2 separate regions of the Homo sapiens genome follow, and region 1 is linked to region 2. The links are chromatin loops, found by intact Hi-C in ENCODE. Cell type or tissue: dorsolateral prefrontal cortex. All regions are shown on one strand.

What was found. Hi-C counts contacts between places; a loop is a spot of excess contacts. Peaks named below come from ENCODE experiments on the same cell type or tissue, not always from the same donor. Only the 100,000 strongest peaks of a DNase experiment are listed, where the experiment ranks them.
Region 1: it touches region 2 in a loop (5-fold over the local background); 5 of 110 quality-filtered maps call a loop at or near these places.

What each region holds. Positions count from the first base shown.
Region 1 is chr14:77,101,064-77,103,563 of GRCh38, reverse strand. The region is part of intron 1 of CIPC (CLOCK interacting pacemaker); the gene reads right to left. Among named protein-coding and RNA genes, the nearest start is that of CIPC, 4.1 kb to the right of the region's middle. RefSeq lists an enhancer at 2,372-2,421. In dorsolateral prefrontal cortex, CTCF peaks have their summits at 865 and 1,066; a DNase peak (open chromatin) is centred at 1,228; H3K4me3 peaks cover 2,187 bases; H3K27ac peaks cover 2,500 bases.
Region 2 is chr14:77,306,079-77,308,578 of GRCh38, reverse strand. POMT2 (protein O-mannosyltransferase 2) reads left to right here. Exons shown (of 21, transcript NM_013382.7): 3 at 2,138-2,242. Among named protein-coding and RNA genes, the nearest start is that of POMT2, 14 kb to the left of the region's middle. RefSeq lists a silencer at 1,019-1,313. In dorsolateral prefrontal cortex, no CTCF peak of the experiment used is centred here; DNase peaks (open chromatin) are centred at 1,308 and 2,028; H3K4me3 peaks cover 1,885 bases; H3K27ac peaks cover 2,500 bases.

The DNA of each region.
Region 1 (2,500 bases), 210 kb after region 2:
AGCATGATAATAACACAAGGAATACCACTGGCATAAGGAGAACAGGCCAACAGGGAACATGACAATAATGAAACTGGGAAGATGCAAGCAAAGCCTTGTGATGTTTTAATTCACGATGCACTCCTGACTCTATCCTGTTGTTCTTTGAGTGAAGAAAAACACAAGCCCCCTGCCAAATACCACTGTATCTGGAATACCCTGGAGTGCCAAGTCTGGACATTCCTGCTAATATAAGATCTAGTGAAGAACATTAACTACCCTAGAAGCAGTTCAAAATAAAATTAAATAGAAGACAAGGATGCTTATAAGCAACCCTCTTGCTCGTACTTTTGCATACTGTAGGAGCAGACTAAAGGGAACACAAACTGAACTGAATGAGAATGAATTTTAAACACAATTCCAAGTAAAAATCATTTTGCCCCGTATCTAACTCATTTAAGGGGACTGGCTTCCTCATTCAACTGACATCAAATCAAGCACTCTTCCACAGGTCACACGTTTAATCCTATGTGCATAAAAGATAAACAGTGGCACTGTCACAACTTGCAGAGAACTATGCAAAAGCAATGTCTATCTGACAGCTATGAAATTTGACAGCATGGACGGCCCAGCTTAAAAAGTAGACTAAAGTGTAAAACTATATCTCTAATTAAATTGGATCCTTTTGTATGAAATTCAACAAATGTGCATAGTATAATTTTCCTAAAATAATACTGTCCAAAAGTGAATAGAAGCCATCTCCAAAATGGAAGTAGATGAGGCTTGTGGATGGGCATTCAAACTAATTCATGTCGGACCAGGCTGTTGATTTAGATTAGGAGGGTAGCTCATGTTAGTTGCAACTAATTAAGAACCTTACTTAGGTTCTTAGGTTCTTGAAGTTTCACATTATCTTACTAAACATGGATTATTTTACAGGTACTTTAGATAATGCATCCCAATTTAGTCTTCTACAATCCTTGCGGCAAAACAATGAAAAAGGTCTTGCTATTATTATTAAAGTGTAGTCAATAGAGCTACAGAAAATACACAGGAATTTATTCTGGCTTATTGAGAATTTGTAGGATAAGAGATAATTGATCATGGAGTCAAAATACTGAAACACTGACAATCGGTTTTTGAGGCTCAGAAAATAATACTCCCAAGTATGGCACTTTAGCATAATGAGCACTTTGTTGTTGCTTTTTGTTTTTTTCTGAGACTGTGTCTTGCTCTGTCGCCCAGGCTGGAGTGCAAGGCCACAAACACAGCTCACTGCAGCCTCGACTTCCTGGCCATAAAGAAATTATCTGACCTGTCTTGTCCGATAGCAGATCATAAAACCCTCATTCCAGAATGGGTCCTGCCCTATAACAGAGAGGAAGGAATGCTACACAGAGGTCAAGAATAATTCTGGACAGACAGACCTTGCTGGGTTTCCCACCTCAGTCCATTACTATTAGATCATACTCTTTTTGTTTTTGTTTTGTTTTTTATTTATAGATGGATCACACGCTGTTGCTCAGGCTAGAGCGCAGTGGCACGATCACAGCTAACTGCAGACTCGACCTCCTGGGCTAAAGTGATCCTCCTGCCCTAGCCTCCTGAGTAGCTGGGACTCCAGGCGCATACCACCACACCCAGCTAATTTTTAAATTTTTTGTAGAGACTGGGTCTTGCTATGTTGCCCAAGCTGGTCTCAACCTCCTGGACTCAAGCAATCCTCCCACCTCAGCCTCCCAAAGTGCTGGGATTACAGGCATAAGCCACCATGCCCAGCCAGATCATACCCTTTTTGTCCAATCATATTTCTACACAGCCGTCCATTCTTCATCAAACCTAACCATAAAAATAGACAGTTTTCCCTGAGTTTGGGAGGCTTCACTTCTGAAGACTCCTGTGTCATAAAAAAAACTTTGATTAAATAAAACTGTTATGTTTTTCTCTTGTTAACCTGTCTTTTGTTATGGGAGGGTCAACTATGACCCTTATGGTAGGTGAGGAAAGGTATCACAGAGGTAAGTTAAAAAGAGAACAGATGCTAAATTTAGATCCTGGGGAGTTGGTGGCAGTTGGAAATAAAGAATGTAAAATCGACTTTAGGATGGCAAATTGACTATTTTTCATATGAAAATGATTAAAAATATGAAAGCCTCTATCTTCAGTAAAGTTCTCTTAAGCAGCAAAAAGCCTTAGCATTGCAGCCAGGGAGGCTCACATGGGATGTAGAACAAAGGGCTACATCCCTCCCCAAACTTTACTCTTTCGGAGGAGTAGCAGCACTGCCCTCCTGGGAGTGGCTGAGGGACCCACTCACACATAGCACCACATAAAGCCTCACTTACTACTGGTGCTCTCAACCCCAAAATTTGCAAGGCAAAGTCTGAAAACCTCGGGAAGTTGCTTGATTTTTTTCCTCTTAGATATTAGTTTACAATAAAGTTACATGCTCACACTGACTAGGAGTTGAAAATGGATTACTAAGCTCTTACCCACTGTGTTCTTTCTGCTTCCTGCTTCC
Region 2 (2,500 bases):
TTCGAGACCAGCCTGGCCAACATGGTGAAACCCCGTCTCTACTAAAAAAACAAAAATTAGCCGGGCGTGGTGGCAGGTGCCTGTAATCCTAGCTACTTGGGAGGCTGAGGCAGGAGAATCACACGAACCCAGGAGGCGGAGGTTGCAGTGAGCTGGGATCGCACCATTGCACTCTAGCCTGGGTGACAAGAGCAACACTTCATCTCAAAAAAAAAAAAAAAACAAAAAAACTTTGTCAATTGGAGAGTAAAAAATGACATATCACTGTTTTCATTTGCATGACTGTATGAGTTAGGTTGAACATTTTTTCATATGTTAGCCATTTGTATTTTGTTTTCTATGAATTTGTCATTTTTTTCTAGTAATTCATTTTTTTTCTATTGATTTGAAAGAGTTGTTTAGTTAAGAAATTAACTTGGGGCCAGGCGTGGTGGCTCATGCCTATAATCCCAGCACTTTGGGAGGCTGAGGCGGGTGGATCATGAGGTCAGGAGTTCAAGACCAGCCTGGCCAAGATGGTGAAACCCCGCCTCTACTAAAAATACAAAAATTAGCCGGGCGTGGTGGCAGATGCCTGTAATCCCAGCTATGCGGGAGGCTGAGGCAGAGAATTGCTTGAACCTGGGAGGCAGAGGTTGCAGTGAGCTGAGATTGTGCCACCGCACTCCAGCCTGGGTGACAGAGCGAGACTCTGTCTCAAAAAAAAAAAAAAAAAAAAAAGAAGAAATTAACTTGGGGCTACTTTTAACCTTAAGGGAACTGAGAGAGAATTGAATTTTGAGTGTCTTCCAAGTGCTTGGTATAGTGTTAGGTGTTTACTTAATAGCACCTCTAATCCTCATGCCCCCTGTGAGGAAGTTTTTATTACCTATAGCTCAGAGATACTAAATATTGTCCGTGATCAGAGAACTAGAATATAGGGTACTGAGATCCAAAGCATCTGTACATTTCTTCTCTCTAGACCAGCCAAGCAGTCTGGAAATGTATGACCAATACCAGGCGAGCTTGTCCTGCGAGATCCCAGGTGGGAAGAGGGATCCATTTGATTGCCACTTGGCAGCTTTAGTTCATCTAGCTATTTGGATGACCCTGTCTGAACCCTGGGGTCCCTGCCTTCCTTTTTAAAAACAAGTCTTTGTTGTCTTTTACTGCCAGACTTTGGCTTCTATACCTTGACCTGGAGCTATAGAGACTGGCTCTGTTTAGAACTACTTAGAGAAAAAAGTGGGTTGGTTAGTAGTCTAAATCCATGTCCCACAAGTGTGGCTGGGAGGGACTTTCCCCACACAGCCAGTGTATTCCCTCCCCCAACACAGCCTGCCAGAGCTCGGGGGTCAGGCTGGAGCAGCCTGGGGCTGTCCCAGATGGTTGGCATTTGCCAGCAGTTTTTATACTTCAGCTGCTTCTGATTGCTTGTGTGAAAAATAGAATTTTATAATGTTGATGGCCAAGGAAATATACAAAAGACACGGCCGATCTTGTCAAAGGTTTTGAAGGATTCATGACTCACAGTCTCAGTTTCTAATTGATTTGTTCTGGCTTGGGAGGTACCAAGGATGCCCTCCTTTGGAATATTAGGAATGGGAGAAACCAGCCTCTGGCCTTTGGCAGTTTTTCTCTTCCCCTCTGGGCAAAGCATCTGTCTTTGCATTCCTCTGTCTGATTTTCTTCTCTTGTCTCTATTCCTGGTATGTAGCTCCTTGGTCTCTTTTCTCTCTCACTGTGACTTGGAATCTCACTTTCCTTTCAAAAGGCCAATTCCCCAGGAATCAGCCTCTGTCCAAGAGCTGCCGTGTTTTATTTTATACCATCTGAAGGAAAGCGGAATCAGAGAGCCCCTTACTGACTCTACCCTTCAAATTGTGGGGCTCTTTTTCCTTCCTGAGTGTTTAGGTTGTGCTGTTCCTAGACCTCGGCCATAATACAAGAGAGGATTTGTTTCAAGCAGTGAGCTCTGTAGACAAAAGATTCTTTGCTCTGTGGCAGCTGCAGGAGAAAATGTTGCATTGGCAACATTTTCTATGGACAGTTGTCAAGGGAACCCAAAGTCTGTGGGTGCAGCTGGAGGGAAGTTCAGAGGACAGAGGAATCTTCTCCCAAAGGCTTCTCATCTTTTTGTTTGTTCTTCTCTCCTCAGATGCTGATAGGTCTTGCTGGCTACCTGAGTGGATATGATGGTACCTTTTTGTTCCAGAAGCCTGGGGATAAATATGAGCATCACAGCTACATGGGAATGAGAGGAGTAAGGCTTCCTGACTTGAAATGGACTGACTGAACCCTGGGGCCACACTAAACCAGAAATGTTATAGTTAGCAGCCCTGGCGTGGTGGCAGGTGCAAATAAAGGGACTTTGGGTGGTGAGGAGAGGGGAGGATGATCAGACCCTCCCCTGTGGTGTAGATACTCAGAACTGAGGTGAGGAAGAAGGGAAGAGGAGGCTGCAAATAATACAGAGATGACATAGATAGAAGCAGGCACGCATTGTCACCTGCTGCCCTGC